2 separate regions of the Homo sapiens genome follow, and region 2 is linked to region 1. A link is a loop called in an ENCODE intact Hi-C map of the cell type or tissue named here. Cell type or tissue: OCI-LY7. All regions are shown on one strand. Links, peaks and the distances in the headings refer to the core of each region. The heading gives the core; the rest is flanking DNA. Region 1 holds the start of LOC124901370 (a long non-coding RNA gene). Region 2 has its middle 24 kb from the start of SEC63.

Evidence for each region. Peaks named below come from ENCODE experiments on the same cell type or tissue, not always from the same donor. Only the 100,000 strongest peaks of a DNase experiment are listed, where the experiment ranks them.
Region 2: a loop joins it to region 1, with 2.5 times the contacts of the local background. A loop is called at or near these places in 13 of 110 quality-filtered maps.

The regions. Positions count from the first base shown.
Region 1 is chr6:108,483,838-108,499,972 of GRCh38, reverse strand. All of the region lies in intron 10 of AFG1L (AFG1 like ATPase), which reads right to left. It overlaps LOC124901370 (a long non-coding RNA gene), which reads left to right and starts at 1,532. Exons shown (of 3, transcript XR_007059698.1): 1 at 1,532-8,618. In OCI-LY7, for the core only: CTCF peaks have their summits at 7,424 and 7,625 (motif pointing right); a DNase peak (open chromatin) is centred at 7,652.
Region 2 is chr6:107,974,151-107,990,285 of GRCh38, reverse strand. It overlaps the pseudogene MTHFD2P3. Among named protein-coding and RNA genes, the nearest start is that of SEC63, 24 kb to the right of the region's middle. RefSeq lists an enhancer at 1,190-1,896. In OCI-LY7, for the core only: CTCF peaks have their summits at 9,571, 9,774, 12,710 and 12,910 (motif pointing left); DNase peaks (open chromatin) are centred at 9,815 and 12,905.

The DNA of each region.
Region 1 (16,135 bases), core at 3,025-11,024:
ACCCCAAAAGCAGGGAGCAAGAAAAGGGGGCAAGGGTTAGAAAAATTACCTATTGGTCACTATGTTCACTATTCAGATGACAAGCACCCTAGCAGCCCAAATCCCAGCATTATACAATACACCCATGTAACAAACCTGTGCATGTACCCCCTGAATCTATTATTTTTTTAAAAAAATTCCTCTTCAAATTTTCTTCAGGTTTTTTTGGGGGTGATGGGGACAGGATCTAGCTCTAGCTCTTTTGCCCAGACTGGAGTGCAGTGGCGTGATCTCAGCTCACTGCAGCCTTGACCTCCTGGGCTCAAGTGATCCTCCCACCTTAGCTCCTGAGTAGCTAGAACTACAGGTGTGCTGCACCTACCAATGGAGCCCAGCTTTTTTTTTTTTTTTTTTTTTGGTAGAGATGAGGTCTTGCTATGCTGCCAAGGCTGGTCTCAAAATGCTGGGCTCAAGCAATCCCAAACACCTTGGCCTCCCAAAGAACTGGGATTACAGGCATAAGCAACCATGCCTGGCCTGGATTAAAATTTTAAAAGTCTTAATCAGGAATTTCATTTATCCCATTTCAAGTATCAAAACTGACTTTTAGAAAGTTATGTTTATGGGCTGGGCATGGTGGCTTATACCTGTAATCCCAGCACTTTGGGAGGCTGAGGTTGGTGGATTGCTTGAGCTCAGGAGTTTGAGACCAGCCTGGGTAACATGGCAAAACCTCATCTCTACAAATAATACAAAACTTAGCCACATGTAGTGGCACGTGCCTGTAGTCCCAGCTACTTGGGAGGCTGAGGTGAGAGGATGGCTTGAACGCAGGAGGCAGAGGTTGCAGTGAACCAAGATGGCGCCACTGTACTCCAGCCTGGGCGACAGAGCAAGGACCTGTCTCAAAAAAAAAAAAAAAAGTTACATTTATGGAGGGAAGTTTCTCATTACAAATTTGAAAACATTTTATTTGATAGTTTTATTCAAATTCAATATTTCATGTATATATATATTTTTGAAATAGAGTCTCACTCTGTCACCCAAGCTAGAGTGCAGTGGCGCAATCTTGGCTCACTGCAGTCTCTGCCTCCCGGGTTCAAGTGATTCTCCTGCCCCAGCTTTCCAAGTAGCTGGGATTACAGGTGCATGCCACACGCCTGTCTAATTTTTGTATTTTTAGTAGAGACAGGGTTTCACCATGTTGGTCAGGCTGGTCTTGAACTCCTGATCTCAGGTGATCTGCCTGCCTCAGCCTCCCAAAGTGCTGGGACTACAGGCATGAACCACCGTGCCTGGCCGATATATTTCAAAATATATTTGTAAGTTTATTTTTCTTCTCATGATTATATAATATACAGAAATATAATGAATGTTTTCACCAAACTACATATCGATGCTGCCAAATCATCTTACATAACCCTGTGTATCACATAAAGGATATCATTTTTGATGTGTGAGATCTTGATCACTGTGACCAATACTGATTTAAATACAATGTTGCCACTCACCCTTTTGTTCCCAAGCATTCATTATTTAAAAATGTTTGGGTTATTTAAAGATGTTTACTTGGATTAACTAAAAAATTCTCTAGAACTAAATTATGATAATTTAAAACCCACTGGAGAATTGAAGAAGGCCTATGTGGGGTGAGGGGTCATCTGATTATAGTAATGGCTGCAATTGTTCTTGCCTCCTTGTCCATATCCTTTGGATTGCAACTTTCCAGCTCTTGCATTGTGACGTGGAGTCTATTCTTTACCATGGCTCAACTTTACCACGGCCAACAGAATGAAGCAAAAGTCACAGTTTTCAAGTTCTGAACTTAGGTCTCAAGAGGCTTTGCATGCTTCTGTTCACTCTTTTGCAATACCTCGGCTAGCCTGCTGGAGGAGGAGAGAACACAAAAAGGACAAAAGCCAAGAGAGCATCCTAGGCTGCATACAGCCAGCTGGCCCCACACAGATGAGAAGAGCCTAGCCCAGTGCAGCAAATTGACTGCAGATGCACATATGAACCCAACAGAGATCCAAAGAACTCCCCCATAGCCTGTAGACTAGAGGGTAATAACAAATGCTTATTGTTACTCAGTTTATGTCATTGAATTTTGGGGTGATTTATTATGCAGCAAGAGCTAACGAAAACACTATACTTGCTACAGAGATTTACTAGTGAAAGCTTTTAAGTCATTAGCAAGTCCAGCCCCTGCAGAAAAATATGATCCAGCTTTTATAGTTAAGAATTAGTTTTGCATAATTGATAAGTATATTTAAACACATATATCATCATTTATTTTATGTTCATTTATTTTTATAATCAATTTTGGAATTTTTATGGTGTAATATAAAACTTATTTCCAGAAATAAAACTTATGATTTACTGTATACAAGAACTAGAAGGAAAAAGTTGGTAAATTTTGTGGTATCGTTTTAGAATACAAGACATGGACCCAATCAAATACAAGCAGAGAAATGCAGGGAGAGAGCAAACTGATATGAAAAAGGAATTAAGTGAGACAAGGATTGACTACAATAAAACTAAAATTGTAACAGCATTGCAACAGAAAAAAAATGAATATAGAATTTGAATAGACAATTCATGGAGCAAAGAATATAGTAAGTAAAAGAGGCTAATAAACAAATGAAAAAATAGTCAAGCTCAGTAGTAATAAAGAAATTCTTATTTCAAAGAAATAAGAATGTTATATCATTTTTCAAATAGCAATTTGGCAAAGAAAAATAAATTATGCAATTTGATGCCGGCAAACATGTAATGCAGCATCCATCGCTGCTGGAAGAGCAAATCAGTTTAGTTGTTCCTGAAAACAGTTTGATGGGTTGTAGTAAGAGCCCTAAAAAAAAGTTATAAACTTACACCCATCATTTCACTTCTAGAAATCAATCAGGAGAAAGTGATCAGAAATTCAACCGAAGGTTATACATAAGATTATAACTATGTCACCAAAAAGCAACTTTAATATCTGATAACAGAAGAATGGTTCAATAAATTAAGGCACATTGATGTAATAAAATAATATGTTGCCAACAAATAATGGTGTCCATGAAAAATATTTTATGATATGGAAACATGCCATGATAAAAAAAACTAAGTGAAAAAGCATAATGCAAAATTATATGTTTGTTTTGCTCAAAATATATATGCAGAAAAAAGCATAAGTAAATATATTTAAAATGTTACTTGTTATTTCTAAATGGTTGGAGTGAAAGACTTAGAGGTATGTTTAATAATCTTCATTTTTTTTAGATTTGTCAGTATTTTCCAAAGGAGAAAGAAGCAAAATAATGACAGAAAAGAGTCAAACCAAAATAATGATGTAGAAAAACAACATTAAAGATTTTTATTAATTCCAAAGTATATTTACTGTGCGTTATTTTTCAGCTATTTCATCCCCTGCATCTTCCCTAATATTACAATACATCATGAATATGTAAAATATTCAACACAAAGCATATACTAAAGACCTTGAGGAGCTACAATGCCATTTACATTTGCTGTTGCCACACTCATTTACGTCATTGTACAAGACAGGGAGTTCTATTCACCTCAGTGTCCCCAGCACCTAGCACAGACTAGGGAACAGAGTTTTGCATAACACACAATTAATGAATAAATAAAGACACTATCACCAAGTCTTCAAAATCAATTATAACTATTGAATGCTTAATAAATATGAGGCACTGTATTAAATCCTACAAGAACTTTGCAAAACACAGGGAAAAGACATTTCTCTACTCCTTTGACCACACTAACAAACAACTAAATTACATGCACAGTATATCTATGGCAGTTGCAAATATTTATACTTTTGTTTTGCATTAGTTGATCCTCCTATGTAACTAAACCATAGCATAATACACTTTTTGAAACCATAATTAGTATTGTGAATTCATGCATTGTGCCCTATGAATAATTAAAGCATATGATTACTTTTGAGTACTAAATGGCACTTCAGTTAGTAGCATCCTTGAGTATGTTATTCTAACTCAAAATTCAAGTAGGATTATCTAAGGCTGATTCTTCTTATGATAGATAATGATGACATTCTCCATCTTTCCACCTGAGCAATTAAAAAGTTTAATAGTCTTTGATGTGGCTGGTTATCTGAATAATTTTCTTAACAGGAACAATTAAAATCCACTTACTCGATGGTTTGTGCATTCTCCACTATTGTTTCAAACTCTTTGTTTCTGTGGAAACCTGATGAAAACTTAAAGAACTTTAAATCTATAATGACTTTGCAAAGAGTATTTGTTTTCCTTAATTACCAAGAGTATACAGCTTGATTATATGTAGCCCAGTTTCTCTAACAAACTTAAAAATAAAGAGCTTGCTTGCTGTCTTTTTTCTCCTATATGTGAAATGGTCCAGTTGTCTGCTTTGGTATCGACCCTGGTGCCAGAAGTGGGAATTTTCTCAATGCCACACCAATGTGAAATGCACGAGCATTACCATCAGACCACCTTCTGCCCTACAATGATCCACTTCAGTATACCCAAATGAGCTGTCAGCTGGAGTTTCTTTTTCCTCTGCCTCACTAATGCTCTGCTCTGCTACCATTATTTCAGCTGAAGTAGGACGATTATGATTTCAAGCTCTATCTAGATTATACGGTCCTAAGGGTTACTCTTTATCTGTATAGACTCCTCCTTATAAACCCTTTGTAGGAATACGCTGATAGCTGTTCATTAAACAAACATGCGTGGTATCTTACTTTATTTACATGGCAATGACAATACTTCATATCTTAAAGAGAAGTACCTTTTAATAGAAAATGCTTGAATGGAATTAGGATGAATGTATCCTTTTCAAAACAAACTGAAAATATCACACGAATTGATGTTAAGACTATTTTTATGTGCCAGATTCCAAAATAATAAATATAATAATTAGAAAAACAAGGCTGGGTGTGGTGGCTCATGCTTGTAATCCCAGCACTTTGGGAGGCCGAGATGGGTGGATCACTTGAGGTCAGGAGTTGAAGACCAGCCTGGCCAACATGGTGAAACCCCATCTCTACTAAAAATACAAAAAAAATTTAGCTGGGCAGGGTGGTGCACGCCTGTAATCCTAGCTACTCAGGAGGCTGAGGCAGGAGAATCACTGGAACCTGGGAGGCGTAGGTTGCAGTGAGCTGAGATGGGACCACTGCACTCCAGCCTGGGTGACAGAGCAAGACTCTGTCTGAAAAAAAAAAAAAGAAAAGAAAAGAAAAAAAGAAAGAAAAGCAGAGCACTGAAATGTGTGTATTTGCAGAGTAAATAATTTCCCAAGATTCATATGGCACCTCAATATGAGAAATCTCACGAATATGAAGTCCAAACACCCAGCTGGGAAATATCTCACCATTCTAGAAAATATCACCAATTCTTAACACATTCTGCTTCTCAGGGTGTTCTTTGGAGTGCTGAGGGAAAGTTTTGCCATTTGATTTACACAGTCTCAATGGCAGGAGGTTGGTTCTACCTAAATCTGCCAGATTTTTGCTAAATTCTCATCCCCTTTTAATGGTTAATACAGTATTTTTTTGCGGGGTGGGGGGGGCATATTTTGCTTGTAGAAACAATGACTTAACAAAAAAATCAATGTGACAAACTAGAGGAGGGTACACTCCTCTACTCTACTCGACCAGCTTTGTGTATGTAATAAAGAGATCTCCAAATTCTGGAGATGTCTAATTCTGGGGATCCTGAAACTGACAATTTTCTCAAGACACAAGCCACATCAAGTCAGGTCTATCGAATCAGATCTACCAGGTGAAAAGCACCGTGCTGGACTCACTGGGGCAGGGGAGCAGGGGGAGCGGGGATGGAAACAATTGGCATAAAAACAGAAAACCAAAATGAAAATGTGACGCCAGGTGTGGTGACTCACACCTGTAATCCCAGCAGTTTGGGAGGCCGAGACGGGCGGATTGCTTGAGCTCGAGACTGGCCTGGCCAATATGACAAAACCCCATCTCTACTAAAATACAAAAATTAGCAAGGCATGGTGGCACAGGCCTGTAGCTACACAGGAGGCTGACGTACAAGAATCGCTTGAACCTGAAGGGCGGAGGTTGCAGTGAGCTGAGATCATGCCACTGCACTCCAGCCTGAGTGACAGTGAGACTGTGTCTCAAAAACAGAAGAAAAAGAAGATGAAGAAGTAGGAAATCGTCCTAATTAGCATCATCATCATTAATGAGCATCGCTAAATGTAAGCATCAATACAACTCCAAGACAATACATAACAACTGCAAAAGCATATCCACGACATGGTAAAAATTAGTGGAATGGGTTGTACTAACCACCTGGGACTGAATGAACCAGACTATACCTTGCTAATTACCTGGTATCTGTTGTTTGGTAGACATCTAAAATCTAGGAGAAGTCAAGTTGCTCCTTTTGGAAATGGGATAAACTGGGTTCGACCGTACAACAGAATTAACAACAGCAAATGAGCTAGTGTAGCTCAGAGCCCCCACTCAGAAAGACCCTCCATATTTCTAGAGTTAGAAAGTCTTGCCTAGCTTCTTTATTCAGCTTAAGTTTTCAGCTTAACTGTAGTGTGAGGGGCAGTCAGAAGGCAGAGGGAGTCTGTGAAGAACAAGGCTGCTGCTTTGGTTTGTGAGGCTGGAGGAAATGGGTCTTCACACACCTTGGCTCACCATGTTCTGGAAGCTATCTTCACCACCAGACGATTTAGCCTGGCTCGACTCTCCTCCTAGTTCTCACAGTATCTAAGGTTTCTGAATTAAAGAAACCAGAGGTTTAAGCTTTGGAGTTTATCAGATGCTGTGGGAACACTTCGGATCACTAGGTTTTGATTCTCACGGCTCCCTTGCTAAGATTTGTTTAGCTTCAGGCCAATCCTAAGCAAACCCTGTTCTAGAAAAACAGGAACAGCACAAGTGAGCTGGATAGTACATTACAGTAAGCATTTAGCCTAATAAAAGAACCCATACTTTCCAGATCCAGGAACACAGATAATATAACATTTTTTAAAAACATGCCGTTACAAATGTATGTCTCTCTCTGTGTGTGTGTGTGTGTGTATAATTATTTGATTGGTTAGTTTAATATTTTTGAGAAGCTTTTTGTTAAAAGGCATTTACTTTAACATGATCCTGTACTGTTAAACATGTACAATTCACCCTTTAAAGTCATAAAGAACAAAGAAAAAATTTATTGTAACTGCATTAATAGCTAGTCCTGTGAAATTACTCTGAATATTAGCAATCCAGTAGATACAAAAAAAAAATACTGGCAAGGGGAAGAAAAATAGCCCAACTGTTGCTAGAATTATTTCACAAGCTCCTTTGTTAAAATAATGTTGTAATAACTCCTTCTAATTTCCCACTGGAAAAGGTATTTTCTTAGCTAGTTCAAAACAGAAGGAAGTTTAAACATTATCATGAATGCCTCAGACATAGTGCTGTGATATCTGATTGTCCAGACTACAGAACATAATAAGTGAATGTGGCCAAGGCTGAAATATGTTTCCACCACTTTTGTATTCTCTTTCTGAATATAATGATTTTAATAAGAAAGTATATAATAATGATGAAGTAATTAGTACCAGCATTATTCTACCATAATCATTGAAATCAGTACTTAATCATTAACATAATCAAGCCATCCTGATTGTACCCTCAGTAGAGGGCAGTATTTGCTACATCTCCTTGGGAGGAAAGACTTGTACATTTGTCTGGCTTTGAGATCTACCCAGAAGAAATGGGAAAGATGAGCTGCATAGTGCAAGGTCAGGTTCTAGACTCTCTGACACCAGTCTTGCATGTGCATGTGACATGAAAGGTGAACCAGTGTTAACTTTTTCCTTTGGAAATCAGAGCTAAGTGGCACAAAAAGAGATATTTAGGATCCCAAAATGAAAAAGGAGAAAAGGCTTTAGAATAGCTAAGAAGTTATTTTAAATTTGAGAACTGTAACTTCTGAACACGTTAAAGTCTTGTAAATGCAGAGGTTTTGTTACTTTTGTTTTGCTTTTTGCTGTTGTTTTTGTTTGTTTTGCTTTCTTTGTGAGAGTCCATTGGAAAGAAATGGAACTCTCTCAGGCTTGGATATTTGAAAAGCTTAATCAGAGCTGGAAAAGAAGTGGATATTGAAGAGTTGCTTTCTTCCTCCCACTCTTCTGCTTTCCAAATCATGGAAATACTCAGTTAAAAATTCTAATTCATATTCAAAAGATATTAAAAAGTGAATCAGGGCAAGACTGAATATCTCCCCGTGCTGCTGGAATAAAGGGCCAAGCCCTTCAAACTATGAGTAAGACTAACAGAATTATTCACTTCATCTTCTTGCCAAAAGACAACCTTGAATTATCTGCTGCCCAAATTTTATTAAAAGATAAAAACATCCATGAAAGGCCGGAATAACATGCATCTATTCAATCTCTAAACATTTAGAACTATTTTTTCTGGATCAAGCCAGATAAATAAAGAGAAAAGCTCAGCTGTAAAGTACTATTTTTGCCCTTATAGCATAGTTTCATTAAACTTTACTTTGTCATTATGTTTTCAGCTTGGATATAAGAATCTATCAGATACAAGCATATGTCGGCAGCAGGAATGGTGCTGAGGAAATGTCTCCTGGCATCTTTCAGAAGTCCATTTATGAAAGGTACAAGTGCCAGTAAAAATCATCACTTCTGAGTAACTGGTTTGTTTTTATCTTCTAACTTACTGAATATCTTTTCCCCTCTTTGGCTGATAGAAGGCTGAGTGTTGACTTAATTGTTTGATTTTAAGAACTATGTAGAAGTTTATGATGTAGATTTATGTATATTAACTTTTCTGTCTTTCAGCTTAAGTATTCATTATTTTCCCTTTGTCCTGATTTTTAAAAAATTTAATTCTGTGTGTATATGGTTGTGTGTGTGTATCTGTACACACATATAAAATACTTTTTGGAATCAGATAAGACATAAATAAATCCATGCTAAAATTATTCTATTTCTGCTTAAAGCTTATTTCATCTGCTTTCAGTTAAACAGGAGGCAAAAGAGAATCAGGGAAATAAAATGTCAGTAAGAACTTCAGATAATAAACAGCAGTGCCTCTTTTGATTTTGTTAGTTACCAAGTATGTACTGAGCATCCGTCAGTAGAGAGAGATATTCTTAGAGAAGGTGGGTTTTCAACAGAGGGAAATAGCCCAGTGTAGGGAAGTAGAAATCTATTTCATGAACACGAAATTGAATGGAATTTGGCATAAAGAAGTAGCCTGAGAAAGACAAAGCATCGTTGGCTTTAATAAAGCAGTGAAGGGGGAGATTAAGAAGTGCATTGCAAAGGCTGCAGTTCGGATGATGTGACTATGTAACTATTTGGATTTATATAGGACATGATAGGGAGACAATGCAGAAAGTTCAGGAAAGAAATTGACAGTACAAACATGTATGCAAGATAATTTTTATATTCCCATGTAAATGTGTATAGTAATTTACAACTTACAGTTTTTCACATATGCTAAGGCTAAAAAGCAGTAAGATTAGGTAATTAATAAACTTATGACAGTGGCTTACTATATTAAGATTTTCTACAAAGTAACATCCAAACCCTAAGATATTACTGATCTAGTAAATTACTTCTGTTTTTTTGTTTGTTTGTTTGCTTTTGAGACGAAGTCTCTCTCTGTCGCCAGGCTGGAGTGTACTGGCGTGATTTCGGCTCACTACAACCTCCGCCTCCTGGGTTCAAGTGATTCTCCTGCTTCAGCCTCCCGAGTAGCTGTGACTAAAAGGCATGCGCCACCACACCCAGCTAATTTTTGTATTTTTAGTAGAGATGGGGTTTTACCATGTTGACCAGGATGGTCTCCATCTCTTGACCTTGTGATCCACCCACTTCAGCCTCCCAAAGTGCTGGGATTACAGGCGTAAGCCACCGCGCCTAGCCTAGTAAATTAATTCTATGTTTTAAAAGTCTTCAGTAAAATGGTGAGGAACGTGTATAGTTTCTCCTGTGCCTTTGATTAAACTATACTAGTCCTCTGGCTCTGTTTCCTTCCATTGACTCTAGTGAAAACATACTTTTCAACCCCACCCACACCCTCATCTCTTCCTTTTTCTATGTCAGTTCAGATGATGTCATTGACTCCTTTAGGCTCCAAACTAACACACCTTTATAAATGACCTCTACATCTTTATCTTCAGTCCTAAATTTCCAACTGTTTGTAAGCCCCGTTCTCCTACCTGTAGCATTTTGGTTTGTCTGTTAAGGGTCCTGCCATTTCTCTGGTTATTCAGACTGAAACCGTTGGAGCCCTAGGTGGCTTGTCCTCGTCCCTGACCTCCTCCATGCCCTATCCTCTGATTTCTCTTCTATTTATCTTGTTTCGTGCAATCTCTCAAGTATACCTGGTTCATGCCCCTCCTCGAGGCAGCAATTAGGAGCTGAAATCCAGTCCATACTCTGTCCAGCCATGTACCCTGATGAGGGGCATGGTAACTTGGGACTGTATTCTGGACACTGTATATGGTATGTCGTGGAGACTTGGGATTCTTAAGTATATTGATTTTTTGTTGTTGTTGCTATGTTAGCAGGTAATTAACTTGGTTAGCCTCAAGCTCCAAACTCTGTCTCCTCCATGATGCGTAGCAGCGAAAATCTCCGTTCAGTTATTTTAGCATTTGCTGTGTATGTATATTTCACAGGTCAGCCCAAGATTTGGGCAGAGTTTACAGGAAAAATTTCAGGCTATTCCTCTGTGGTTCTCTCCTTTCCCAGATTTCTCCTTATACTTTCCAGCTGTTATGGTCACTGATTTGCTCTTCTCTGGTTCTTCGAGCTAAAAACAGCAGGTTTCTACTGAGTTTTAGACATCCGTATAAGACTAACTGTGATCTGCCCTCAGGAGAAAAACTATAAAAATGAGAAACTCACCAGTATCAATCCTTTCTTCCAAGTGTTGGCTGTGCTCTACTTTCTCCCTGCTTTTGATAAGCAGTGCCTTCTGGATAGTTATTTTTCAGATTTTGTCCAGAGTTTGCAGAGGTGATCAATAGGTAATTTGATCAAATAGGAGCTACTCTGACATAAATGGAAGTAGAACCTTTCTGAGTCTGTAGTTCTCTGAATATACTCTGTAATTGCCAACTCCGGTTTTTTGTTTGTTTGTTTCTGGAGACAGAGTCTCGCTCTGTCACCCAGGCTGGAGTGCAATGGCGCAATCTTGGCCTCCTGGGTACAAGTGATTCTCATGCCTCAGCCTCCCGAGTAGCTGAGATTATAGATGTGCGCCATCACACTCAGCTAATTTTTTTTTTTTTTTGGTATTTCAGTAGAGATGGGGTTTCACCATGTTGGCCAGGCTGGTCTCGAACTCCTGAGCTCAGGCAATCTGCCCTGCCCACCTCGGCCTCCCAAAGTGCTAGGATTACAGGCGTGAGCCACTGCGCCCAGCCCCAACTCTTGTGTTTTCCCCAGAAACATAAAACTTCAGAGAAGGAAGAGATGATAAAGATGCCCCTCATGATTTCCTTTGCTTAGGAAAAACCAAACAGCTACTGCCTCATACTCCCCCCAACCTTTGCACCAACAGAATCTCCAACCCTCCAGCCTTCAAGGCCCAGTTCCACTCCGATCATCCATAGCATTCTGGTCATACTGATCCTGTAGTACTAATTATAATCTGCCTCACATTCTAGTGATCTATGTACTGACCTCATTTTCTCTTCTAAATTAAGACTCCATAAAAGTGGAGACTCTTACTCACATCTTGGTACCCACTACAGTTCCTAGAAATATGACAGCCTTCTATTAAGTACTCTATAAATATTTGGTGGATGATTAGGGAGAAGTGTGAGTAAAATATTAAAAGGGTAGGACTGTGTCTGTTACCCTGCATAAGGGAACAAACAAATATCTAGCATGTTAGTTTATTTAACCAAGTTTCCTTCTGGAAAGAAGGATCTTCCCAAGAGGAGACACTACTTGCTGGTCCACTGGACATGTTGGTGAAAGTTACAACCTCTCCCAGAGTATACTGACCTGTTAATCTTCCTAAAACATTACTCTAGGTACCACATTCCTGCTCAAAACCTAAAATGACTCTTTCTGGATTACAGTAAGAAGACTATTTCTCTGCCTGATTTTGATGGTAGAATCTGTCCGAGATCTGTTTCATCTTTATTTCCTTTTCCTCCCCAACATGCACTCTGCTCTCATTAGGCATCAGTCTGTCCTCCTGAAACACGTGATGCTTGGCTTCTGATTATGGTTGAAATACTTTTACTCCACTCATCTAAATTCTGCTCACCTTTCCAGGTCAAGGTCAATTTCCTCTTTAAATCTCATATCTTGTTGGAGCCTTTCCAACCCTTAGCATCCTTACTTTGAACTCCTGATACACTCATATTATGTAGTTAACTAGTGAGCACTGCTCTTTAAAGGAGACTGTTACAGCTAAAAGGAATGACAGATCAGTATTCATCAAAACTGATGGTATAAAAATAAAATGAAATAAAATAAAAGGAATGACAGAAATGTGCTGATCACATCATGCATTTCACAAGTGAGGAACTTAGACCCAGAATGGTGAAGTGGTTAAGTGATCTGCCTAAGGCAACTCAGCAAAATAGTATCTTTTTTTGGTGGGGGTAGTCAGAGTCTTGCTATGTTGCCCCGGCTGGAGTGCCTTGACTATCCTCAGACATGATCATAGCACAGGACAGCCAAGAACTCCTGTACTCAAGAGATCCTCCTGCCCCAGCCTCCCAAGTAGCTGAGACTACAAGTGTGTGCCACAGCGCCCAGTGTCAGCTAAACAGTATTTGAGTTAATGACTGGAATTGTTATCTCCTGACTCAGTTGGGCCTCTTTCTACTCTGCTTCGCTGTATAATATTTGGCTTATGTTATTTCCTTTATTAAACTGTAAACTCTTTGAGAGAAACTTCTTACTGACTTCTTTTATATTCCTCATAACATAGGCATACAGATAGAGAAGTACTTAAGAAATAGTTGCTGACTGGCTGGGCATGGTGGCTCATGCCCACAATCCCAACACTTTGGGAGGCTGAGGCAGGTGGATCACTTGAGGTCAGGAGTTCAAGACCAGCCTGGCCAACATGGTGAAACCCCATCTCTACTAAAAATACTAAAATTAGCTGGGCGTGGTGAGGTGTGCCTGTAATCCCTGCTATTTGGGAGGCTGAGGCACAGGAATTGCTTGAATCTGGGAGGCGGAGGTTGCAGTGAGCTAAGATCATGCCTGGGTGACAGAGCAAGACTCCGTCTCAAAAAAAAAGAAAAAGAAAAAGAAATAGTTGCTGACCAAAGTCAATGTAGTAATCTTGGAGGGCTGGATCTTACATAGCATATATTTCTTGATTAACAATAAAAGAGAAAAGAATGAAGTAATATTTAACCCTAAAATATGTGAAAATCTTATAATTCTTAAGATATTATGGCTCCTTTGCTCCTTTCTAGTTTTTTCTCAAAATCTTTTGCCTGACTCAATAATATCTTCACCAAGCCATTTTAAAAAACAAAAATAGCATATTCTAACAATTTCTAAACTTTTTTCCATAAAATATATTTCAAAGTGATAAAATGGAATGTACCTTATTAAATATTCTAATTGGCAATGTAATAAATAATTACTAATTTTGGGTCAACTGATCTAATCTGGGAGAAGGTACTATGGAAAATGGCAAATCATACTCTATGATAGGAAACAAACACTTAAGGACTACTTGATTAAAAAAAAATTTCTGTTTAAGAAAAACCAGGCCAGTTGACAGGTAAGCAATAGAAAAACCATCAGTGTTAAAGCTTTTTAAAAAAATCAAACAAGTACTTTTAAAGTGTTTTATATTCATATTAATTGGTTGAATTAGACTTGTTTTCTCTCAGCACTTTACCAATCTCTTCATACAGGTCTTCTGTTTAGAGAGCTATTCTTAATTATTATTTAGAGCTCTGATACATTTACTACTAAAAGTCAAATGAGATAATTTATCTTTAAATTAAAAACAAATTCTATTTTTAAAAAATTAATGACCATGGGCATGGTGGCTCATGCCTGTAATCCCAGCACTTTGGAAGGTTAAGGCAGGGTGGATTGCTTGAGGCCAGGAGTTCGAGACCAGCCTGGGCAACACGGCAAAACCCTGTCTCTACAAAAAATACTAAAATCAGTTGGGCATGGTGGTGCACGCCTGTAGTCCCAGCTACTTGGGAGGCTGAGGTGGGAAGGATTGCTTGAGCCTGGGGGGCTGAGGTTGCAGTGAGCAGTGATCACACCACTGAACTCCAGTCTGGGCAAAAGAACAAGACCCTCTCTCTCAAAAAAAAAAAAAAAAAAAAAAAAAAAAAATATATATATATATATATATATATATATATATTTAAATTCGTATTTCTTAATCTTTGCACTTCTTAATTATTGTCTCAGCAAATGAATGACATATTCCTCTCAAAGACTGAGGCAAATATTAAATATTAGTTTCTCATACTTTCCTAGAGTAGAAGTGACCTGAAAACAAACATGAGGACTTGTGTCTACTACTAGATCCAATCCTCAAAATAATATTATGGAGAACATATTGAAAGTATACAGTTTTTGGCACACTTACTCTTCCATTGAGACCCTCTGGGAATCCTTGGGCATTTTCTCCCCATTACAGGAGAGACAATATTTTTGAACCATTTCAGCTAACAACATGACATAAATATATTCACAGAAAATGAAAGCACGTTTTCTCCTGCAGAGGAGCTTCAGTCTGCTGAGTCTGAGAAGTCCATGGCTTGCAGAGCTTAAAATGTGCAGCCCTGAGTGGCATCATCTAAGAAGCTGCTCTTGCCTCAGTTTGGGAACAGAAGCTGGGCAGGATTGTCCAGCCCCACTATGTGTCCTATTACAGAAAATTTGCCAGTGAAGAAAGGAGGAAGGTGTTCTCTTCATTCCTTTAATCCTTCTTCACTCCCTTTTCATCATGGAAACGTTCACAATTATTCTAAGAGGCTACAGTTTTCAAATTTCTAATCCAGACCTTCTTTTTCAGATATTTCTTTTTCCTTTAAATAGTAAGATATAAAAAAAAATCAACAACTTTTAACCTGATATACAGTGATTTCTTTGGAAGATATAATCAATCAACAATTAGCAAAAATGGATCCCTCAGTCCAATCTCCAGTCTTACAGAGAGTTCACTTTTTCTTTTATGTATAAAATATCAGAACAAAATAAATTCATATAAGAAGTTACTTATGTACATCTTACTTTTTAAAATCAAATTATAAGTCAATTATGGGATTTTATTCCAAAAACCTTCTTTATCATTCTGAGGACTCGTGAAATAGGCTAGGTCTAGGTGTGTATGGTAAAATTTTGCACCTATCTGAACATGTCCTATATTTCTTCTCACATATTTAACTGCATTCCCCAATTTGGCATTGCAAGGCAAGTGGAGGCCTGGGGTCTTGTAGGATTCAGGGTTGGTTGAACGGTTAGATAAGGTGACCCTTGAGGTGCCTGGCAACACCAAGACTATGACTCTTTAGTTTAAGGATTGACTAGGAATGTGGATGGGGAAAGGTAGACAAAAGACTTATGGCTCATTTGTGACAATGGATTCATATTCCTCCCTACAAGAATCTGACCCATTCTCTATTAAGCTCTTTGCAATCTCATTTCTGTCCTCCCTGTCACTATGCTGTGGCCAGGCTGGCTGGCTACCTTATTTGGACACGGCAAGGCCAGAAATCAGGAAATGTGGGAAATGAGCATACACAGATCAGCAATGCTATAAAAATGGTTTTGCTTCTGGGAAGGTAAAAGGCCAAGGAGATTCCTGGGCTGCCTCAGCTCTGGTGATTAATGCCCTTATTCCTTGATGCTAATTACCACTGTTGGCATCCCAACACCATCAGCCTTGACTCTTGGCCAAGTAGTAGAGATAAAAGCTATTCATCCTTTAGTATGATATTTACTGAGAGTGAATGAAGCACAGGACACAAACCAGAAGTAGCTCCCAATCAGTGGTTTCACTTGGAATAAAGCTAAATAAAGCATAAAAAGAGCAAGAGAAGGGAAATGTCACTTAACAGCTCCCGAAGGGATACTATATGGTATACTTATAAGTCTAAGGATATATACACTAATATGATATAATCAAGATTAATAGAAAAATGGA
Region 2 (16,135 bases), core at 5,381-13,380, 510 kb after region 1:
TTAATAGATGAAAGAAAGAGAAGAGCTCTTTGCAGCAGAGAGGGGTCCCAGAGAAATGGGTTGCTAGATCTGCAGTGAAATGCAGGGCGTTTTATAGATGAGCTTGAGGAGGCAGTGTCTGACTTACATATGGTGCAAAAGATTGTTTGGACCAGGTAGTGTACCATTTGCATAGGTGTGAAAAACTGGTTAGGGCTAGGTGTGCCATTTGCATATAGCATGAAAAGATGGCCACCCCCACCCTAATCTTTTATTATGCAGATGGGTTATCTGCCTGGCCGATGCCACGATGTCCATTCCTGTACTGTACACATGGTAACAAAAAAGGGAAGATGGAGCCTCCATGTTGGATATGCCTGGCCCCCAGGTAACACCTTTCTATTGGCACAGCTGCCGGTGTTCCCCTGTGCAAACTTCCAGCTTGCTTATCTACATTTGCAGCTTGATTTTTCGGTCTGCTCTTTGTTAGAAAAAAATAATAATTCCTTGGGCTACTTTTTCTTAAAAGGGAACCCTTACTAAGGACTCTTTTGCCCTCACTATCTATCTGCATAAATAATTTATTTCTAGCTCCTGTATCACTAACGATCTTCTTCCTTGAGGAATTTGGGTAATGTGTTGCCTTGGAGCACAGAATTGGCTCCTCTTTTTCACTGGCAACTGCCAAGGACTCCCAGTGCTGACCAGCTCCCAGAGAGCCTTTGACCTGCTTCTATCTGAGCTGCCCCTGGACTGGTAGGGATTTTGCTTTTCTGGCTGAACACCTAATTCTTTAGGGATAATTTGACTCATTACTGTCTATATTTACTCTTTTCTTTTCTTTTTATTTTTTCTGAGACAGGGTCTCGCTCTGTTGCCCAGGCTGGAGTGCAGTGGTGTAATCACAGCTCACTGCAGCCTTAACCTCCCAGGCCTAAGCAATCTTCCCAACTCAGCCTCCCAGGTAGCTGGGACTACAGGCATGTGTCACCACACCCAGATAATTTTTAAAATTTTTGGTAGAAACAGGGTCTCACTATGTTGCCCAGGCTGGTCTCAAACTCCTGGACTCAAGCAATGCTCCCACCTCAGTTTCCCAAAGTGCTGGGATTACAGGTGTAAACCATAGGACCTGGCCATATTTACTGTTTTCTACTTACGTAGTTCAAAACAACAACAACAACAACTAATATCCATACTATAACTTTTACCAAAATCAATAAAAATGAAATCTATTTTATCATATTGTTGATGAAAAGAGTAAAACTCCGTAATATATTTGAAGAGATTTATTCCAAGCCAAATATGAGTGATCATGGTCCATGACACGGCCCTCAGGAGATCCTGAGAACATGTGCCCAAGGTGGTTGGTTTTATACATTTTTGAGCATTTACGTTGGTTCAGTTGGGTCCAGAAAGGTGGGACAACTCAAAACAGCTGGGTCAGGTGAGCTTCCAGGCCATAGATTTAAAAATTTGCTGATTGGCAATTGGTTAAAGAGTTTATCTAAGGACCTGGGATCAAAAGAAAGGAAATGCCTAGGTTAAGACAAGGGGTTGTAGAGACCAAGGTTCTTATTATGGAGATGAGGCTTCCAGGTAGCAGTATTCAGAGAGAAGAGATTGTAAATATTTGTTGATTCTCTCCTGGAAAAAGGGAAAGGGAATTCTCTACAGAAAGGGGATTTCCCCCGACAAGAGATGACTTTGCAGGGCAGTTTCAAGATACGGCAAGGAAATATATTTGGAGTGAAAATATTTTGATTTTCTTCCTTATTTGTTATGCGATGTTATGCCAGAGTCAAGTTGGAAAGTGAGCCACGTTATATAGGGTTAAATAAAGCCCCTCTGATGAGACTTTATGGTTTGTAGGATGTGACTCCTCAGGCCCCTTAGGTAGGAATTTGGGCAAGAAAAGAAAAAAGTCAAAGTTTAGTCCTCAATATTCACCCTTTTTATTTATTACAACTATCTGTTGCTATTTAAAAGAGTGTTTCTCCTTTGATTATGGTTATAAACTCATTGCTATCCAGGTTCAGCTAGTTCAAAATAACTGTCATATTATTACTTACTACTACTATTACTACTACTAAAGATATCTAAAATTGATATTGTTATTTTCTAATGCTCACATTATCACAGGCTGGCCAATGGGAGCCCTTTTGGTTGGCTTCCTTTCCTTTCAGTATTGCCTTTGACATCCTTGTGTCAGAGATATTTGAATCAGAGCAACTCCATCTTGAACAGGGGCTGGGTAGAATAAGGCTGAGGCCTACTGCGCCGCATTCCCAGACAGTTAGGCATTCTAAGTCATAAGATGAGATAGGAGGTCAGCACAAGATAAGATCAGAAAGATCTTACTGATAAAATAGGTTGCAATAAAGAAGCCCGCTAAAACCCACCAAAACCAAGATGGCAATGACAGTGACCTCTGGTTGTTCTTGCTGCTCATTATATGCTAATTATAATGCATTAGCATGTTTAAAGACAGTCCCACCAGCACGATGAAAGTTTACAAATGACATGGCAACGTCAGGAAGTTACCCTATGTGGTCTAAAAACGGGAGGCATGAATAATCCACCCCTTGTTTAGCATATCATCAAGAAATAACCATAAAAATGGGCAACCTGCAACCCTCAGGGCTGCTGTGCCTATGGAGTAGCCATTCTTTTATTCCTTAACTTTCTTAATAAACTTGCTTTCACTTGATTGTATGGACTCACCCCAAATACTTTCTTTCGCAAGATCCAAGAACCCTCTCTTGGAGTCTGGATCCAGACCCCTTTCCAGTAACATTTGTTTCCTGCAAATAATAGGATATACCAAACAGGTGTAGAGTTCTTTTATGGAAGACACCTTGGTTCTGTTTAATGGAGAATACTTTTAGAGAACAAAATCTGGGTGTTAGGAGTGCATAAAAATGTTGGTGGGAAGGTAAGAGGAGTGCCACAGGGGGGTCACTTTCAATGACAGAGCTGGGAAGATATTTCCTTTATATATGATGAGTTCACCTTAATTTTTTTACAATTTAATAATCTATGTCTATATTTTACTTTTCTTATTATTGGTGGTTTCATTGACCCAGGGCACCTATGTAAATCTGAGGGATGCTATTTACATTGTAGATTTGAATATTTATCATGAAAAATGTCTGGTAGGCCACGTGAAGTGGCTCACGCCTGTAATCCCAGCACTTTGGGAGGCTGAGGTGGGCGGATCACCTGAGGTCACGAGTTTGAGACCAGCCCAGCCAACATGGTGAAACCCTGTCTTTACTAAAAATACAAAATTAGTCGAGCATGATGGTGCATGCCTGTAATCCCAGCAACTCGGGAGGCTGAGGCAAGAGAATAAATTGAACCCCGGGGGTACAGGTTGCAGTGAGCTGAGATTGAGCCATTATACTCCAGCTTGGGCAACAAGAGCAAAACTCTGTCTCAAAAAAATAAAAAGTCTGGTAGATGGCAATAATGTTTCTTGTTCTTTTTTTCTTTTTCTTTTCTTTTTTTTTTTCTGAGACAGGGTCTTGCTCTGTTGTCCAGGCTGGAGTGCAGTGGCATGATCTCTGCTTACAGCAACCTCCGCCTCCTGGGTTCAAGTGATTCTCAGCTTCCCAAGTAGCTGGGGTTACGGGTATGCGCCACCATGCCCGGCTAATTTTTAATTTTTTTTTGGTAGAGACGAGGTTTTGCCATGTTGGCCAGGCTGGTCTCGAACTCCTGACCTCAGGTGATCCACCCACCTTGGCCTCCCAAAGTGCTGGGATTACAGGTGTGAGCTACTGTGCCTAGCCAACGTTTCTTGTTTTAATAAAATCAGATGTTTATGACAGTTTTCCAATAGATACAAAAAGATGTCTTAAGGAGGGGACACTTCTTTCTTTCTTTTTAAATTGAAAAGGGGTCTCATTAAGTTTCCCAGGCCGGTCTTGAACTCCGGAGCTCAAGTGATTCTCCTGCCTCAGCATCTCCAAGTCCTGGGATTATAGGCATGAGCCACTGTGCCTGGCCCGAGGGACACTTTTTTCTAATTTGCCCATAGACAGTCCTACATCGGCCACCATGACTTTCTACTGCACTGACAGGAAATAGAAATGGAAAGTAGAGAACTGAAAAGAATAATGGCTAATTAGTCCTTACATGGTAACTCTTAAACAACATATGTCTGAAGAATTTTTGGCAAGTGCTGAATTCTACTGAGTTCATAACTGAATTTTCTGGTGATTGCTGTTGATTAAAGTGTGACCTGGCCCGTCGTGGTCACCGGCGCGGGCTATGGCTGCGACTTCCCTCATGTCCGTGTTGGCTGCCTGGCTGCTGCAGCCTGCACATAGCTGCTCCCTTCCACCTCGCGGCAGTTCAAAATGAAGCTGTTGTCATTTCTGGAAGGAAACTAGCCCAGCAGATCAAGCAGAAAGTGCGGCAGGAGGTGGAAGAGTGGGTGGCCTCAGGCAACAAACCTGAGCATGATCCTGGTTGGCGAGAATCCTGCAAGTCCAAAACTCTTTAAGAACACGACAAAACCTTCCAGTGTGGATATCCTGGGAGGTCACTCTCCCCAGGCGCTGTCCACGTGGCATGGGGGAGCACAGGACTCTGCTCATAATATACAGGAGAGTCACAAAGGCAAAGAAAATGAGGAACAGAATAATCAAGAATGACATTAAGAAGCTTCAAAAAAGGCCAGGATCGGTGGCGCACACCCATAATCCCAGCACTTTGGGAGGCCGAGGTAGGTGGATCACTTGAGATCAGGAGTTCGAGACCAGCCTGGCCAACATGGCAAAACTCCATCTCTGCTGAAAATATAAAAATTAGCTGGGTTTGGTGGCATGCACCTGTAGTCCCAGCTACTCAGGAGGCTGAGGCAGGAGAATTGCTTGAACCCGAGAGACGGAGGTTGCAGTGAGCCGAGATTGTGCCACTGCACTCCAGCCTGGGTGACAGAGTGAAACCCTGTCTCAAAAAAAAAAAAAAAAAAAAAAAAAAGAACATGAAGCTTCAAAAGGCAGGTCTCTTGAAACCTTCTCCCCCAAAAGTACCTGCTGCTATAGTTCCAGCAAAAAAGATGACTTCTTGCAGGCAAGAAGGCTCCAGCCCAGAAGGTTCCTGCCCAGAAAGCCACAGGCTAGAGGCAGTGCCTCCTCTGAAAGCTCAGAAGTTTCAAAAGCAACGTGCCCAGAAAGCATGTTGTCCAAAAGCATCTGGCAAGAAAGCGTTAAGAGGCTATTATAAAAGTAGTAAAGGTTCTTTTTGACATGTTGGAAAAAGAGAGAGAGAGAGACTGAGACTGCAAAATCTGGCATCCAACAAAATAAAATTCACAATGTCTGGCAACCAATACAAATTAGCAGGCATGCAAAGAAGCAGAAAAATAGAACTAACACCCAGGAGAAACACTAACCAATAGAAACAGATCCATAAGTGACAGAGATAATGGATTAAGTAGACAAGGAACTTAAAATAGCTATTATAAATTTTAAAAATATTTTCAAGTATGGAAAGGAAAACATGAGCATGATAAGAAAGGAAAGGAAAGATCATGTTTTTTGTTTTTGTTTTTAAGACAGTTCTCACTCTGTTGCCCAGGCTGAAGTGCAGTGTGTAATCATGGCTCACTGAAGCCTCAACCTCCCAGACTCAACCCATCCTCCCATCTCAGCCGCCCGAGTTCTGGGACTATACAGGTGTATGCCACCACGCCCGGCTAATTTTTTTGTTTTCTTGTAGAGACAAGGTCTCCTTATGTTGCCCAGTCTAATCTCTAACTCCTGGGCTCAAGTGATCCTCCTGCCTCAGCTTCCCAAAGTGCTGGCATTACAGGCATGAGCATGCCTAGCCTAATATATATATACACATATATACAAGTATACATATATACGTGTGTGTATATATATATATATAGTTGTTATTGTTTTAAATACTAGAGACTTGGATTTTAATACTGATACTTCCACAGGCTGGCTGTGTGACCCTAAACAATACCTCTTCCCTCCCTGGGCTGATGACATCTGTTCTTATACTCTTGCCTTCCTTCTCTTCTCTCAATCTTTTTCTCATCCCCTAAGTTCTATATCCTAAATATCTCTTGAATCCATCACATGTATCTATCTCAGTTTCCCAATCACCTCTCCCCTAAACTATGACAACATGTCTCCCAGGTAGATTCCCATCCTAACCTCCGGCAATACATTTCCTCCACAACATAGCTGGAGGGATTTTGTTAAAATGAAACATGAATCGTTCATCTTTTATGGCCCTTCACGGCCCTTAGGATAAAGTCCACAACCCATATTGCAAAATAAAGGCCTTTCTCGGTCTGCTCCCCCTTTGCTTGCCCCCTTGAGCCTCTCCTGGAGTCATTCTTCCCTTCCCTTGTGGCTACCCCTGCCTTTTTATCTTGAGGCTCCCTGCCTGTAACATTTCCCCAATGACTTCTTACTCAGTTGAGATCTGATTCTTTTTTTTTTTTTTTTTTTTTTTTTTTTTTTGAGATGGAGTCTCACTCTATTGCCCAGGCTGGAGTGCAGTGGCACAATCTCGGCTCACTGCAACCTCCACCTCCTGGGTTCAAGCAATTCTCCTGCCTCAGCCTCCCGAGTAGCTGGGATTACAGGCGCCCGCCACCATGCCCAGCTAATTTTGTATTTTTAGTAGAGATGGGGTTTCACCACGTTGGCCAAGCTGATCTCGAACTCCTGATCTCTAATGATCTACCCACCTCAGCCTCCCAAAGTGCTGGGATTACAGGCATGAGCCACCGAGCCCAGCCTGATTCTGTTTTTTTTTTTGTTGTTTTTTGTTTTTTGTTTTTTGAGACAGTCTCACTCTGTTGCCCAGGCTGGAGTGCAGTGATGCAATCTTAGCTCACTGCAACTTCCACCTCCCGGGTTCAAGTGATTCTCCTGCGTCAGCCTACCAAGTAGCTGGGACTATAGGTGCGTGCCACTATGCCCAGCTAATTTTTGTATTTTTAGTAGAGGTGGGGTTTCACTATGTTGGTCCGGCTGGTCTCAAACTCCTGACCTCAAATGATCTATCCACCTCGACCTCCCCAAGTGCTGGGATTACAGGAGTGAGCCACTACCCTCGCTCCTGATTCTTTTTTAAGTGCCCAGTTTAAACACCACTTTCTCAAGGAAGACTTCCCTGACCCCCGTGTCCCTCCCCATGACTCAGTGAGGTGCTGCTCCTGCTATGTGCTCCCACATTTCTCTGATTTAATGGTCACAGAACTTCAATCCTACAATATTAACAAAGCTTAATTGTCTCCCCTGATCTTAGCCTCTGTGCCCCACGATATCCAGTGTCCAACCCAGTGCCCGGTTCTAAGAATGAATGAATGTTTATCCCACATAACATATTCGAGCTCTGCTCCTTCTACCCCATCCCCAGAATCCTGTTCTAGGCCACGTCCCCTCACACCTGGTTTGTGAAACAGCCTCAGATCAGCACCCCCAGCCTGAGGATCTCCTTCATCTAATCCACTCTGCTCACAGCAGCCAGAACAGCAAGAACCGTTGTCCTCAAGCATCATTTTGATCATATCACTCCCCTTCTTAGCAGCCTGCAATAGCTCCAATTGCCTCTTGAATTAAATTAAAACTCCTAATCACAGGCTTCAAGGGTCTCTACCAATTAGCTACCTCCCTTCCCCCACACCTAACTGCTGTCATCTTTTCACAGGCCCTCAAGCATGGCTTCCCTGCTGCCCTGCAAATCTGCTCCTAAGCCTGCCCCAATGGCACTCTCTCCTACCTTTTCAGCTTTCTCCCCTCTTTCTTTCTTTCTCCTAAATGATATCCCTTCCCCCACCTTAAAAATATCGCTCAATAATCATTTCCTTCATGAATACCTCCTAAGTCAACTCCATGTGGTTTTGTCCTGTCTATCACAACCTGTTATTAATCAAGCGCGTAGAGTATTTCTGCTTATTCATGTGCTGTGAGTGTCCTGTGCCCTGTGGCCGCTGCTAACTTACTGTTTGTACCATCTGCCCTCTTAGGGTCCAACAACTTCAAGGACAAGAATGATGTATTTTCATCACTTGTGACTTCCGGTGAGAGACCTGAAAATAGGAATTTCCAAACAAATCTGTTTTCCCTCAGGTTTCCTAGACCAGATTTCGGGTCGGTCTGACCAGGTGCAGCCCCATCCTAGCAGCAGATTGCTTGTTCTCAGCATTCCCATCATGGAGAATCTTAGTGTGGTGGTGAGGAAGAGGGACAATAACACTCCTGAGTGCTCACCTATGCCAGACACTGTGCGAGGAGCTTTACATGCGGCATTTCACTGATACCTCCCAGCAATCTGATGAATTAGAAATTATCATTCCTGATTTTAAATCGCATTAGGAGTCCAGGAGAATTTGTATCATCTGTCCTTGTCATTCAACAGGTTTTTCTGGCTCTAAAAAACATGCTTCTCTTCCTACATCAGGGAAGACATGCTTCTTTCTTTCTTTTTTTTTTTTTTTTTTAGTAGAGATGAGGTTTCACTATGTTGTCCAGGCTGGTCTCAACTCGTGAGCTCAAGCAATCCTCCTGCCTCTGCCTCCCAAAGTGCTGGGATTATAGTCGTGAACCACTGCACCCAGCCAGGGAGGACGTGTTTCTGAACAAGTGGTCCTTCTGGCAGAATGTCCCAAATATAAACCAAAATCGTGACAGGTGTTTTGACAACGGTGCATAGGCCACTTTAAGTCAGTGGTCACTATGCCTGTGCCACAAGCTTTGCTGCCTGTTTGCTTGTCTAGTCCTTGTGAGATAAGACTCTTTTATAAGTGATTACTTTTAAAATTTTAGTTGAAGATTCCCTTAAGCATTTGATGAAAGCCATTGAATCTCTCCCCCCAAAAGTACATAAACACACGAAATTTATGAACAATACCAGGGTGCTTGCAGAAACAACACTTCTTCCTTAACTTCTATCTATCTATCTATCAACTTCTCTGGATCTGTGTCTGGAGCCCCTGGTTTACAGCTCCTGGTTTATATGTTCTCCTTACACCTTTTCGATGTTACAGAATCCAGAACATATCACAAGCAAACTTTTGAGGACTCTATCAATATTAGCTATGTTTTAAAAGATGGGCTGCATCAGTCTTGAGTTATTTAAAGATGCAAAGATTAGCTTAAAAATGGAAACCTCGCCAGGTGAGTGGCTCACATCTGTAATTCCAGCACTTTGGGAGGCTGAAGTGGGAGGAGAGCCTGAGCCCAGGAGTTTAAAACCAGCCTGGGCAACATAGTGAGACCCCATCTCTACAAAAATAAAAAAAATTAGCTGGGGGTGATGGCATGAGCCTGTAGTACCAGCTACTCGGGAGGCTGAGGCAGGAGAATCACTTGAACCCGCGAGGTGGAGGTTGCAGTGAGCCGAGATTGTGCCACTGCACTCCAGCCTGGGCGACAGAGGAGACACCGTCTCAAAAAAATAAATAAAATAAAATAAAAGACCTAAGAGAAAACCTAGAGTCTGAAAAGACATTAGAGAAAGGGCTTCTTGAGAAAATAAATTTAATGATTCTTTCTTCTGGTTGTGCCCTTATTAATCTTTGGTCCCTGCTGTTGGTTTTAATCCCAACACCTTTATCCAGATTGGCCTTCATCCTGATTGCAGATAACACTATTATCCTGTTTCAGCTTAACTTTTGGAAGCACAGCAGCAGAGGCTGCTCTATTTATAAGATGAAGCTCCTTTTCAAACAACAGTCACTTCATTTTCCTGGAAAACTCTTCCCTTTGTAGTTAAGAAGAAAGAAAAAAAGAAAAAACAGGGAGGCTGTTTGAGGCTGAAGAGTGACCTCTCTCGGTGGAGAGGTGGAAGAGGTTCCTTATCAGGCCAGTTTCAACTGGGACAGGAAAGAGACCAAGCATCCATAGGTCCAGAGTGTCTGTGAACCCTCTTAAGTTGTAGGTAAAATTTGGGGATGTGAAATGTGCATTTATCTAGAAAATGGTCTAGAGCTTTCATCAGGTTCTCAAAGAATTCTTTGTTCTTTAAGGTCCACAGGGTTGGGCCTGTGCTTTCTCAAAGTGTTTGAGGTCAGAAGAGTGCCTGCAGCACAATCACTGGAGAGCTTGTTAAAAACTCAGATTCCTGGCCAGGCACGGTGGCTCATGCCTGTAATCCCAGCACTTTGGGAGGCCGACACGAGCAGATAGCTTGAGGTCAGGAGTTTGAGACAAGCCCAGCCAACAAACAGTGAAGCCCTGTCTCTACTAAAAATATAAAAATTGGGCATAGTGCTGCATGCCTATAATCCCCGCTACTCAGGAGGCTGAGGCAGGAGAATCGCTTAAACCCGGAAGACGGAGGTTGCAGTGAGCCAGGATTGCCCCACTGCACTCCAGCCTGGGAAACAAAGTGAGACTCTTGTCTCAAAAAAATAAATAAATAAAAATAAACAAATAAACAAAAACACACCTCAGATTCCTAGGCCCCACACCAGATTTTCTGAATTAGTATCTCTAGGGATATGGTCTGGGACTCTAAATTTTTAACAGTTTCCCAGGTGATTTGGTTAAATTTCTGCATTAACTAGGAAGTTCCAAGTGTTTAACACCATTTGTTAGAATAAGATCAACAATTAATTATAGTGCAGGGAAGTGCTTACATTTACCCAAATAGGCCTGGTTCCAATCTCAGCTCATGTAACCTTGGCAAACTATGAATCTCACTGCTCCTTAATTGCCTAATCTATATATATGGGCTAAATAATTTGTCTGTCTTAAGATAATATTGCCTAATACATAGCAGAAGTCCAAAAATATTATTTATTGTTCATAACTTCTCTTAAATACTGGACATTCCCCACACTCTCCAGGTACAATGTTTGTTTGTTTTTTAAAGTGTTTTATGAGGCTTTTTTCTGGTAAAGGTATCGTCAAACAAAACAAAATGAAACAAGACAGGTTAATCATCTTCTACAATGAAGTACCAGCCATATTTCAAGGGGTTTTGTTATGCCATCAAATATATTTGAGCTGTAAACTATAAACTGAAATTCTCTTTGTTTCAACCTAACAGAAAAATTAGCAGTATTAGCATTCTGTAGGCTTGACCACACTGCAACTCTCCCTGGAAACTCAGAGCAATTTTAGCAAATGGAAAGCATAGATACCAGTATTCGTCAACAAGGACAAAGTCTTCTATTACCCTATTGAGAGTGTTTGATTTAATTGAACACCTACTCTCTAACACGTCTTCAGAAGCAAAGTGCAAAAAAAGAGAAAAGGGCCAGGGGCGGCGGCTCATACCTGTAATCCCAGCACTTTGGGAGGCCGAGGCAGGCGGATCACGAGGTCAGGAGATCGAGACCATCCTGGCTAACACGGTGAAACCCCATCTCTACTAAAAATACAAAAAATTAGCCGGGCGCGGTGGCGGGCGCCTGTAGTCCCAGCTACTCGGGAGGCTGAGGCAGGAGAATGGCGTGAACCTGGGAGGTAGAGGTTGCAGTGAGCGAAGATAGCGCCACTGCAGTCCGGCCTGGGCGAAAGAGCGAGACTCCGTCTCAAAAAAAAAAAAAAAAAAATATTAGCCTGGCGTGGTGGCACATGCCTGTAATCCCAGCTACTTGGGAGGTTGAGGCAGGAGAATTGCTTGAACCCAGGAGGCGGAGGTTGTGGTGAGCCAAGATCGTGCCATTGCACTCCAGCCTGGGCAACAAAAGCGAAACTCTGTCTCAAAAAAAAAAAAAAGAAAAGAAATTCCTATTTTTGTAAAACCAGTTGTAAAATTCGTTTTTCTTAAAGTTGTAAAATTGCTGTGAACTCCCTTTCCCCATCCCCATGTACATGTACTGGAATGTTATCAGCAAATTCCTTCCCTCTGATAATTTTGCAGCTCTATTCTGCCAGAACTATAAGTTTTCTACCATTGGAAAAGCATTTACACAAATGTTCATTTTTTTACATACCAAAGAAAATGTACCTTGGCTCAAGATGTAAGCAGGAAATCAAAAGGAAATATAATACCTAAATAAAAACAAATTCTACTAATTCATTTTTACATAGAATAACTAAAGTTTCCATTTGTCTTTGTTTTTGTTGTTTTAATTTTTTAAAATTACAGATGGGGTCTTGCTTCGTTGTTCAGGCTGTTCTTGAACTTCTGGGCTCCAGGAATCCTCCCACCTTGGCTTCCCAAAGTGCTAGAATTACAGGTGTGAGCCACCACACCAGGCCTAAGTTTCCGCTAGATTACCTAAAGGATCTTATAATTTGTTTCGGTGACTTTTTTGAGGTTAGACATTAATTCTAGTCACTGGTAGAAGATGTGTTTGGGGCATGAGAAACTGGCTCTGAGAAGAGCCGATATTCAAGAGGTAGAATACAGTGGTCTGCTTACCTTAAATTTATCATCTTATGATTCCTAAAAAAAAAAAAAAAAAAAAAAATGGAGGCCAGGTGTGGTGGCTCACGCCTATAATCCCAGCACTTTGGGAGGCCGAGGCGGGGAGATCACCTGAGGTCAGGAGTTCAAGGCCAGCCTGGCAAACATGGGAAACCCCATCTCTACTAAAAATACAAAAAACGAAAAAACAAAAGACCTAACTGGGTGTGATGGTGGGTGGCGCCTGTAATCCCAGCTACTTGGGAGGTGGAGGTTGCAGTGAGCTGAGATTGAGCCACTGCACTTCAGCCTGGGCCACAGAGTGAGATTCCTCACCCCTGCAAAAAAAAAAAAAAAAAAAAATTGTTGTTGTTATAGAGATGAGGTCTTGCTATATTGCCCAGGCTGGTCTCAAACTCCTGGCTTCAAGCAATCCTCCTGCTTTAGCCTCCCAAAGTGCTGGGATTACTTTGGTGTGAGCCACCGTGCCCAGCTCATCTTATGATTCTTAAATCTATTTACCAAAATCTTCCTAAATAGGATAAACTCAGATTTTTGTATTCCTTGATTGCCATCTGCTGGTGGTCCTCCATACTAGAAAATAAAAATTCCTGGGAAGACAGCAACAACCTGGTAATTGCTTGATTTAAGTAGTTCTTGAAAACTTGGAGAGAATATTTCTTTAAACATTTTTTTCTGTTTATTTTGAGACCAGGTTATGAGACTGGCTAATTTTTATATTTTTGGTACAGATGGGGTTTTGCCATGTTGCCCAGGCTGATCTCAAACCCCTGGGCTCAAGCAATCCACCTACCTCGGCCTCCCAAAGTGCTGGGATTACAGCCATGAGCCACTGCACCGGCCAGAGAGAATATTTCTAATGCCCTCGATGATACAAGACAGTCGAAGGCAAAGTGAGGAAGGGACATTAGGTAATAATAACAATAGCAATTATGATAACTAACTTCATTCAATCAATAAATATTTATTGAGTATCTACTATCCTGAATAGAGAGGTAAACAAGACAGACAAAATCTCTGTCTTCATGGAGATTTTAAGCAAATATGATATAAAGTAGTTACTTTATATCATAAAGTGTTACTCAGAAAAATAAACCAGGGCAAGGAACTGGAAAGTGATGGCAGAAGGAGGGCACTGTTTTAGATGAAGAGGCCTGAAAGGCCTTTAGGAGGTGACATTTGCATTTTTTAACATTGAGTATTAACATAAATATTCAACAAAGTGGATTTTGTTGAATATTTCTTTCTTCCTTTTTTTTTTGAGACATGGTCTCACTCTGTCATTCATGCTGGAGTATAGTAGTGCAGTCACTGCTCACTGTGGCCTTGACCTCCTGGGCTCAAGCGATCCCTCCCATCTCAGCCTCCTGAGTAGCTGGGACTATAGGCATGCGTCACCATGCTTGGCTAATTTTTAAAATCTTTTTGTAGAAACAAGGTCTCACTCTATTGCCCAGACTGGTCTCAAACTCCTGGGCTCAAGCAGTCCTCCCACTTCAGCCTCCGAAAGTACTGGGATTGCAGGTGTGAGCCACTGTGCCCGGTCTGAATATTTATTTATGCAGGCCCTGAGTCCACAGCTGCCTATGCAGCATATTATGTAATCCTCTCAACAACCTATGAGGCAGATGCTACTACTAGCCTCATCTTACTGATTAGCAATTTGAAGGAGAGAAAGATGGAGCTGGTATTCAAACAGAGGCACTGTCCTTTTATAACACTATAACTTTTCAAAGCTCTTTCATGCAAATGCAATAATATATGCAGAAATGTTTTGTGGATGATAAAGTACTATGCAAATGTAAGTAATTATCACTATTTTAATGTAATCTGATTTGACCTTCATAGTATCCCTGTAAAGGGGATAAAGTGTGTAATATTATATCATTTTGTAGATGATAAAACAAACACACTCAATTGTAAAGTGCAAAGTGATGTGACTTGTCCAAGGTCACAAAGTTAGTTAATGGCATATTCAGAATTAGAGCTTATGTTTTTAAGGAGCATTATTTTAAAGTTTTGTACTTTTATACTTTTATCTCTTGAGATGATAAATTATACTAAGTATTTTTCTTGCCAAGCTTATTTATAACCACATTAATCATAGGAATTAAAAACAGTTTAGGGGCCAGGCACGGTGGCTCATGCCTGTAATCCCAGCACTTTGGGAGGCCAAGGCAGGAGGATCGTCTGAGATCAGGAGTTTGAGACCAATCTGGCCAATGTGGCGAAACTCTGTCTCTACTAAAAATACAAAAGAAAATTAGCCAGGCATGGTGGCACACACCTGTAGTCCCAGCTACTGAGGAGGCTGAGGCAGAAGAATCGCTTGAACCCAGGAGACAGAGGTTGCAGTGAGCGGAGACCACCCCACTGCACTCCAGCCTGGACGACAGAGCAAGTCTCTGTGAAAACAACAGCAGCAGCAACAACAACAACAACAAAACAAAAAAAACAGTTTAGGGTTCATAAATAAATCTTCAAAATATCCCTCTTTCTGTATCTTCAATTCCACGCACTCCACAGGCTCCTTCCTTCTCCTTCCATCTTCTCCCCATTCCATAACTCTCACTGACACTGACGCCCCTCACATACACACTCCAGGAATTAGGGAGGTGCTGTCCAGGTTTCCCATTCCTCTTAATGTAAGGAAGAGGCATTTCTTTTTCTGACAGAATGAGACTGGATCATTAGCTGTCAAGATAGTCACGGTGCAGTTACTAGGTAAATATGGATTTCCTAAGGTGACCAGACAGGGTTTGAAAATCACTCTTGGCCAGGTGTTGTGGGTCATGCCTGTAATCCCAGCATTTTGGGAGGCTGAGACAGGAGGATTGCTTGTGCCCAGGAGTTTGAAACCAGCCTGGGCAACATAGTGAGACCCCATGTCTACAAAAAAGAAAAAGATTGGCCAGACATGGTGGCACCTGCCTGTGGTTCCAACTACTTGGGAGGTTGAGGTAGGAGGATCACTTGAGCCTAGGAGGTGGAGGCGACAGTGAGCCACGATCACACCACTGCACTCCAGCCTGGGCAACAGAGTGAGACCTTGTCTTGAAGAGAAAAAAAGGAAAAGAAAAAGAAAGAGAAAAGAAAATTACTCCTTAAGGTGATTAAATGTGCTTGACTTTGGATGCTCTAGATCGGCGGAAACTAGCAACATCCCCAAATGTAAGACCCGGTAGTAACAAATGGTATCATTGATTCTTCTCTCCATCCATGTGACCAGAGCTTGGTCCCTCACAGGCCATTGAGGGCCAACATCAAAGGCTGTGAGACTGTAAGAGTTCGGAAAACCCCGTGGTGGGGATTTGGTTTGTGATTGGTGACTGGGAGCAAAGTGGCTGGGTAGGGGTCTGAGGATATTTACTTTAAACCGCACCCACCCCAACTCCCATCCCCAGTGAAGCTTGGTTCTGGACTTCTTTCCTAAATCTTTGAGTAAATTACTACTTAAACCTTCCATAGGGATTGGAGATAAGATTGTATCTAAGAATAAGATGGCCCCTTGGCAATCAGCTTGGGAACCTCTTGGCAGACCAGGAGGGCCCCAAGCCCCAGAGTGGGGCAGGGGGATGATTTCTGTGATGTTCCACCCAGGAGAGCAGCTAGAAGCATCCTGTAAGAGATGGAAAACAGATGGGCTGAGAGTGTGTTCTAGAAACATGGCAAGACCACACATATTTTAAAAGAAAATAAACCAGGCTGGGCACAGTGCCTCATGCCCATAATCCCAGCACTTTGGGAGGCTGAGGTGGGCAAATAGCTTGAGCCCAGGAGTTTGAGACAAGACTGG